Linked DNA regions of Homo sapiens: region 2 is linked to region 1. The links are chromatin contacts, found by Hi-C or POLR2A ChIA-PET in ENCODE. All regions are on one chromosome and are shown on one strand. The core of a region is the stretch at or near the end of the contact, and the rest is flanking DNA. Distances in the headings are between cores, read along the strand shown. Region 1 overlaps LINC00491 (long intergenic non-protein coding RNA 491). Region 2 overlaps LOC105379104 (a long non-coding RNA gene).

Region 1 (4,247 bases), core at 1,051-3,550:
TATGAAGACAAAAATCAATGAGAATGTCCACATTTCAAATATATTTTAGAGTTGGAAAATCAAACTGTTTTAATATATGAAATCCAATATTGCTTCTCCACTCTGAAATTATAGGACATCAATTATGTTGAAAACATGTTCATCATCAGAATAAATTACTCATGATGTTTCAGAAGAAGAAAAATTTTCTATTAGGAAAAAAAAACATGGCTCAAAAATCTTTGTTCATGTTATGTAAGTTTTCATTTGTTTCTTTTCAAGTGGTTTGAAAATAAAGAAGCTGCTAAAATCCAGTGGGTAGAGAACTATAAACAAGACACTAATTTTGTATTTTTAAAACTGTGTGTTCATGTAATCTAAATGGAACAGTTTGTTCTATTAAAACCATCCTTCAGTTTGCAAGAGCCCTCTTTAGGTATTTATAGGCCTTCAGATAGGCTCCAACTGTTATAGTTTACAATGACTTTTCACACATTCCTGTTTAACTTATCAGCAACAACATTTATGGATGTGTTACATGGCATAAGAAATTATTTTTATTTAATTTGTATCTCTTAAAAATCATTCAGTGTCCATGTAGAGTAAATAATACACATCTGTTTAACATTACTAATTAAGCATTACAGTCTAACATATATATAGCCTCCCTTTACCCAGTCAAATTTTTAAAAATATATTCAACAACCATCATGAGCAAGGCACTGTAAAAAAAATATAGTCTCATAGAACAGATAAGACTCTCCCAATATGGACCATGCAAACGATGCTGAGAGGAGATAGTAAAAATGCTTTTTACCTGAGTGGGTTACGAAAAACTTTTTGGAAGAGGTACATTTGTTCTAAAGCTTGAATTTGCAGAGTTTACGAGCTTATACAGATGGGAAAGGAAGGACTTTCCAAGAAGTAGAGCCAATATAAACACAGACACAAAGAGAGGATGTGTATGCTCTTCCAAAGATCCTAAAAAGACCTGTTGGTGGATTGAAGCTCTATCCAAGAAAATTTCAAATCCCAGTCTAAAGAATGTGGAATTTGTTATTTAGGCAAGATGATTTTGGAGCAATGAAATGGCAAGGGGTGAGGTGTTCAGTAAAATCCACATGGCAAAAAAAAAAACTGTAGATGGACTGGAGTGGCAAGCCATGAATTGAAGACACAGTATAAAAGGTTTAGTCCAAGTGAGGCTGAAAGGTCTGGACTAGGGCAATAGCAGGATAGCTATGACAAAGAGAGTTTAGAAATATTGCAGAGGGCTGCGCACAGTGGCTCATGCCTATAATCCCAGGACTTCGGGAGGCTGAGGTGGGAGGATCACTTGAGCCCAAGTGGTTGAGGCTGTGGTGAGCTATGATTGCATGCCACGTTATTGCCCTCCAGCCTGGGGAAGAGAGCAAGACCTGGTTGGAAAGAAGGAAGGAAAAGAAATATTGCAGAGGTAGAATGAAGATAATTTGGTAAAGGCCAGTTTGAGGTCCCCATATTTAATGGTTAGGATACTTGATATGTTAAAGAATATGACTATATCAGAGTAGATACTACTAAATCATACTGCATTTTGGAATTGCAGAGCAAATAGTAATGTCTTCATTTTGTGCTAGCTACCGTGATCTTCCTTTTGATTCTTCATGCCCACTCCTCTGCTAACTAAATCGGCAAAAAATGAACTAAGTAGGCAATTGTTAAAGCTTAATAAAATGCAATAAGCAAAATAATCCCTTTAAGTGGTACTTAGTCTCTATAAGATAAAAATGTTATTTTTCTTAGATAGTCTCACCTTCCCCCTTCTTTGCTCTGCAAGTGGTGAATGGGTATATGAGCGAAGAGCTATGGGGACCTTCTTATATGACCTTGTGGTGCTGAGGAACTATAAGGTCCTTATGCTATCTTTTCATCTTCTGGCCTTTGGGCGATGCCCTTGGCTATCTCATTCCTTGGGGTCCTATGGACCTCCAGGACAGAAGCACAGGAACTTTGAAGTTTTTTTTAACTTTTTGATATTCTTGGTTCAAGTAATGCTCCTAGTGATGGCTCCTGGCTATTCTGAGTGCACCTAAACTTCTCCCATAGGTCTATAGGAGGTCTGCCTTTAACACCACTCAGCCCCAGCTCAGGCTGTCCACTCAGCAGCCCTTGCTGAGAAGCCACCTTTCCCCACTGCACAAAACCCCTCTGGAAAGCTTTCAAATTAGACTCTTTTCTACACCACAAGGAAAGCAAGAATAGGCTGGAAAAACTAACCAACAGGATCTGAGTGATGAATCATGCTGGAGACATTCAAATTTATTTGACTGTTAATGTAATCTAGATCAGTATAGGGCAGTTTGTTAGATGATATAGGAAACATGAGTCATCTGCTATCACTGTAGTATCCTCACTAATATACCTGTCCCTCTCTAGACCAATTCCAAATAAGTGAAAATCTGAGCAGACATCTAAATGTCTCTGCTCCTAGACCTTTTCTCTCTTACTCTTCTCATAGCATTTCAAGGTCAGGAAGAGGCAGCTTTTCATTTATATCTTTTTAATCATAGTCTCCTTCCAGGTTCCATCTGAGCCCCATGATAGGCAAAGGCTGAGACCTCCAGTTTGATTGTTAATATAGCTTATTGACAACATGGTACAAGACATTCTGTTGCTAATGTGGCAACTGAGGGAACCAAAAAAATTTAGAAAATCCTTCCTTAAGACAATAGCCTGGCTTGTAAGAATACTAACTTGCTGTACAATCCTATGTTGCATACCAAAAGCTTAATATTACCTAAATATCTTAATTTCCCAGAGGCAGGGATGCCTCAGGTAAACTAGTTGAAAGACCCCCTATGAGGAAAAATACTGGAAAAGCACATTAATATCTTTCAAAATATTATCCATTTTATAAATGGATCTATGCAATTAGCATTACGTAGTATTTCCAAAATGAATAATTATGGAGACTTCAAAAATGTTCACAATGAATACAATATATGTTACATGAAAGTGGATGCTCCTTTAAGACTAATCAACATTTATGTCTATTCAATACAAAAATTGAATAAGCACAGTGATGCTGTATCTAAGACTAGGTGTGAGAGCAGGAATACAGGGCTTGGTATTTCAGTCAACAGGTTAATGAATTTAGTAAATTTCAATAGTCAATGAATTGGTTGACTCTCTGATATACAAACTGAAGTTACTAAAGCACAAAAAAAAGGTTAGAAAAAGAAACATATAACTTATGTTGATAACACTTGCCTCTGTACCAGTTACTGGTCTTAGATGTAGCCATCAACCAATGACAAATGAGAAACTTGTGGACAACACACCTCAGCTTCCCTAACTCTGAGGTGCACCATCTACACGGCTGCTCAGTTTTCATGAAAATGACTGCCAATTTAGCCACAGTGGTGACTTGCTTGATCACAAACTCTTTTCTGACTTCCTCTTCTTCACTGTCTAACTCGCCCACACCCTTGCTGCTGTTTCCTGGGATGACCTGGAATAAGCCACTTACTCTTGCATCTGTGTCTCACAAAATGTTTCACAGGGAAACAAAATAAAGGCCAGAGCTCTTGACCATGGCTTGCCTTCTTTGTCTGCCTGAGAGGAATCTCTGAAGCCTGGGAGCCCAAATCATACAGAAATTCATGTCTGAAGTATTCTCATGTCTCCTTTTTAATCCTTCAGTTAAAACCAGAATGACAAATTTTCCGTTAATAAAACAGAGTGGGTGTTTTTCCCCTGAGGACTCCCTCTTCCAGTAGTGCAGCTGGCACAAAGATGTCTCAAGCCTCTTTGAGAAGGTCAGTGAGCTCTGACTCAGCCCTGTCCTCCCAGATTTATACTTGGAGCTAGCAGGTTTTTCAGCCCAAACCTGTTTTTATATAGAATAAAAAATTCAACTAAGTAACTAAAAATCTTCACTGTCTATGAATCAAAGGATTTTAAAAGTACCAAGTTCCCAGGAGTCATTAATCCAAACTTCATATTGTCTTCATATTTCTACAAAAAGTAGTATTATCCAGTCTCTTTTTAATCAATAAAACACAAACACTCTCTCAAAATGTTTGTTTGAGCGTTCATCTAAACTGGAAGTCACAGCTCAAACTATGGAACTATGAAGACCTGGTTTCAAATCCTAGCTACAATTCTTGCTGGCAATGACACCAAGCATATTACTTAACCCCTTAGGCCTTCATTTCTTCTTCCCCAAGTTAGAAATAATAAAATACTTAAATTTTACAGTGGCCATTAAGAACAAATGAAATGAT
Region 2 (4,247 bases), core at 934-3,433, 91 kb after region 1:
GGCAGGAGACATTGAGATCCTCCCAGAACATGGGAGGATGGGAGACTGGTGAGGTGCTACTTTGAGGAAATCTCCCAATCTCCTTTCTATTTCCTCTAGGAAACTGATAGTTTCTCTCATTGCCTTTGGGGTTTTAATGATATAGAAGGATTTTCATCCCTCCCCGCTCCAGGTATAGAGGCAAACTATAAAACTGCCCAGCTGTAGTCTAGAATCATCTGCCCAGCAATGGACATTGTTGCATTATCATTGCAGTCCCTAGACTCCTTTGATTTCAGTGTTGTCCTTTTTGGCCTGTGGAAAAGGACCCAGTAGATAGCACCTTCAGTTATTCTTCCTTTTGCTGTCTACGTAAGTAATAAACTCTCTAAACCTAAAATTGAATAGTATATTTACCCGTCAAATCACTCGGGTTGTGGCCTCGGCCTTGTCTTGTCTTGTGAGCTTGGCAGGAGGAAAAAGGTAGAAAGGACTTCCAATGTTTAGAAAAGAAGAAGAATGGAAAGCTATGCATGAAAATTCATTGTTCTTCTTTTCAGATGTTAAGGTAAATGTAGTAAAGGAAATGGTCTTTGTTTTTAACTCCCACAGTGTCTACAAGCCCGAAATACATGAGCCACCTCTCTCTAAGTAAACATTATAGTGTGTTACCTCAAGTCAGCTAATGTGGGCAGTCATACCTGAGCAATGGATTGACTGCAAATAAATGGGACTAAAGGATACAATGCCCTAATAGAAGCACACTTAGTGTTCTGCCTATTTTAATTTTTTAAATTATTGGCATTTCTATTTTAACGTTGAATGTAATGAGATAAAGGTAGATTTTATTAATAGGAAAGTTGCTTTTGCTTTCTTATTTCTATATTCCACTCGAAGTAATGAAAGTTGAGATAATGACAGGAGAAGATGTTAAACCAGGGCAAAATAGAAGTTTCTAAAACTGTGCTTTTTCCCTGCTGGCATAAACAGAGCCAACACTCAAGAAAATGCCTTGGATTCATTTTTAGTATTCTCTCTACAGAAAACACTAAACCATGGAGCAGGCACAATAACGGTGAAAGGGTAGAAGTAAAATTACAAGCTATTAATATCTACAGAACTCTTATCATGTGGCAGACCTTGTGTTACATGCTGTTTAGTTTTGTAGATGGCAGAGGCTTAAAGGAGAAAACTAGGAATTTGGAAAGAGAGAAAGAGAGACCCTAAAGTACACATACACACACATACATTCACATATGTAAACGTAAATTTTAGCATTTAACTTATCTCAAAGAATGAGATGTGAGAGTATTAATACATTTAAGAAAATAACTTAGATAACATTGCCAATTAAAGAACACGTTAAGTTTGCTTCCATAAAATATCTCTTTAAAAAGAAAAACTATACGTGTGCTTCCTTTCCATAGGAAATGTTATTTTCTCTTGAGAAGCCCAGTCCCACTGCTTTCTTATATTGACTATGAATGAGAGTGGACTTGTTTTACACTTTTATTATTCCTTTAGAAAAATTAAGTTGTTATCATCACCCAGTAAGTGTTTGTAGCAAGTTCACATTAGCCTGTACTGAGAAACTAGCCAAGAGTCAACCCCAACAGTGATGGATGTATGTTATTATGAAGTAAATGGGAGCAAAAGGAAATAGGGCAGAAGAAAGCTTATACACATGATTTTTTTTTTTTTTTTTTACTCTGCCTCTGGCAGCTACCCTCAATTTAAATGCTCTGACATGGAGATAAGGGATAAAAATAGCACATCTGCTATTAAATTGTAAGGAAATTCACTTAGTTTTAAATCAAATGTCTTAGAAAAAGAAGAATATTTAATCACTTATTCATTCACCAACAAATATGTATTGATCCACAGTTATACAACAAGCTCAGCCAAGTCGAAAATCTAGGAACTGCTCCTGAGCTAGGGTTACTCACAACAGTTCTAAAGCCATAAAAAGTACCCTAAGAAATTAGAAAATTTCCCTAGAAAGCTGAACTCTTCACTCTTAAATCCAGTGAATGTTTAAGAAAATGACTGTGGCTCTAGAAGAAAAACTCCATTTGTTAGTTTTTTAATGGAATTTCCACCATTTTCCATTTGTCATTAGGTGAAGGAAAGGCAACTTAACTCATTACCGAGTCCGCTGTTTGGAACACTTAAGTATTCTTAAATAGGACAAAGGACACATGACAGAGAGAGAACATTTCTGTTCCAAAGGATTGCTAAGCATACTTTTGGTGATACTCCAGATTTCAGAAGAGAAAGGAATGTACAGTTCTAAAATTTATTAACAATAAAAGTTTAACAACAAAGGTCGTTGTAATTTATGAGTCATTGTTTAGGTATCAGTCACTGTGGAAAAAGTGCTTTGCTTAATAGTTCTGACTCTTGTAGAAACAGGTAACGGTATCTCCTTGGCTCTGCACAATATGGCATAGCACATTTTTACTAGGAGTCTAGATTTATCTATACCTTTATTGAGACTTTATAACAGCATGATGAAGATATATAAAACCAGAATTATCTTACACATGTGGCTAAAGAAATGCAGGCTGAAGAAGATGTCACCTACATATTTGGCAAAAGAATCACTCAAATATAAATCATCATCAAATCAACCAACTAGAGCAGTGATTCTTGACCAAGGGTAATTTTGCTCCCAGGCGGGCATTTGGCAATATCTGGAGAGACTTTTAATTATCACAACTGGCTTAGTACTTCTGATACCTTGTTGGTAAAGGTTACTGATGCTGCTGAACATTTTACTATACACAGTACATTCCCCAACAACTGGCCCTGCTATGGTTTGGAAACTTTCAAAAGAAAAGAAAGACGTGTTCCTGCCACCAAGGAGTTAATTGCCCTCACCTGTGCTATATATTATAGTGCACTCATGTGAGAAAAAAAGCTAAAACTGCCAGTAACATTCAATTAAAGGAGTTTCTGGGCTGCTAGTTAGTAAGATGATAATAATTATTAAAACCTCCAACGTAGCATGATTATATCACAAACTGAGATTATTAAAGATTTGACTCAAGCTTGACACTTCTCTTAGTCTAATCTGGCTGCTGTAACAAAATACCTTACACTGGGTAACTTATAAGTGGTAGAAATTTCTTTTTCACAGCTCTGGAGGCTGGAAAGTCCAAGATCAAAGCAACAGCAAATTCTGTGTCTAGTGAAGGCTCACACTCTGCTTCATAGATGGTGCCTTGTTGCTGTGTTTCCACATGGCAAAAGAGGCCAACATTGTGTCCTCACATAGCAGAAGGAGCAGGAGGGGCAAGTAAGCTCCCTCAGGCCCCTGCATGAGAGCATTAATTCCATTCATAAGAGTGGAGCCCTCATGACCTCATCATCTCCCAAATGCCTCTCCTCTCTATAATGTTAAGAGAGGATTAAATTCTAACATATGAATGTTGGAAGGATACCAACATTCAGGCGATAGCCACTCATGATAAGATCCTTTTCTTTGTTTAAAATCCAGGGCCCTTTTTTCCCCTTGACAATATTGAGGAGAGGTGACATCTTGAATTGGACCTGGTAGATTTGAAAACACACATGCACACACCTGGAACTATATTGCTTAAATACTATACTTCTGTCCTCCTTATGACACCTCATTTTAGAATGTTATATACATTTTAGTTCTCTAACTTCAGCATTTTACAACTGAGAAGTAATGAGATAATTTGTATTCTTTCTTTTTTATTATTTAGAAGTAGAGGGGAAAATCATAATTCCATTTTATTTTTAATTTTGAAGATTCCCAAACAATATGAAAGCAATTTCTTAAGGTTACTTAAAAAAACCATAAAAAGGGGACTCTATTGTCCTTTGAATATTGGTATCCTCAACTTGGAGAGACTGTATGATTCTTCATGTTATTCCTTAGAAAGGAATCCACTACCATTTGAAAGGAATCCACCACATTTGAATGTTAAGCCAAGGATCAAATTTGTTTCTGAACTGCAATTAAGGATTAAATATGAGGTAGTGCCAGACATCATATTTTATTTTTGTTCTGGGTAAGCTATTTGATATAATCTTAGAGATTAAGAAAGATAGGAATCATTTTATGTATACCAGAAATTGAAGATATAGTAAGAAGATATAAAATATTAATAACTTGTTACAAAAATATGATTGCTTTAATCATCTTTTCAGATACCAGAATTTGCAAATTGCATACATATTTAACAAACCTTTAAACAAATATTTAGCCAATATGAACAAATACTTGCTAAAAAGGATTA

The links. A loop is a pair of places that touch in the nucleus more often than their neighbours do. ChIA-PET counts read pairs that join two places held with the same protein, here RNA polymerase II (POLR2A).
Region 2: a map of PC-3 shows a loop between it and region 1 (5-fold over the local background). The contact joins two enhancer-like sites. A Hi-C loop is called at or near these places in 1 of 168 maps with a recorded cell type or tissue (PC-3). POLR2A ChIA-PET finds 5 or more read pairs at or near these places in 1 of 52 experiments (activated T-cell).

Annotation. Positions count from the first base shown.
Region 1 is chr5:102,625,239-102,629,485 of GRCh38, forward strand. All of the region lies in intron 1 of LINC00491 (long intergenic non-protein coding RNA 491), which reads right to left. Among named protein-coding and RNA genes, the nearest start is that of LINC00491, 44 kb to the right of the region's middle. Within about 2 kb of position 2,301, at least 4 of the 41 ENCODE cell types and tissues checked have a DNase peak (open chromatin) inside an H3K27ac peak, as active enhancers do; they include PC-3, where a contact is called at or near this core.
Region 2 is chr5:102,716,733-102,720,979 of GRCh38, forward strand. The region is part of intron 2 of LOC105379104 (a long non-coding RNA gene); the gene reads left to right. Among named protein-coding and RNA genes, the nearest start is that of PAM, 36 kb to the right of the region's middle. Within about 2 kb of position 2,184, at least 2 of the 41 ENCODE cell types and tissues checked have a DNase peak (open chromatin) inside an H3K27ac peak, as active enhancers do; they include PC-3, where a contact is called at or near this core.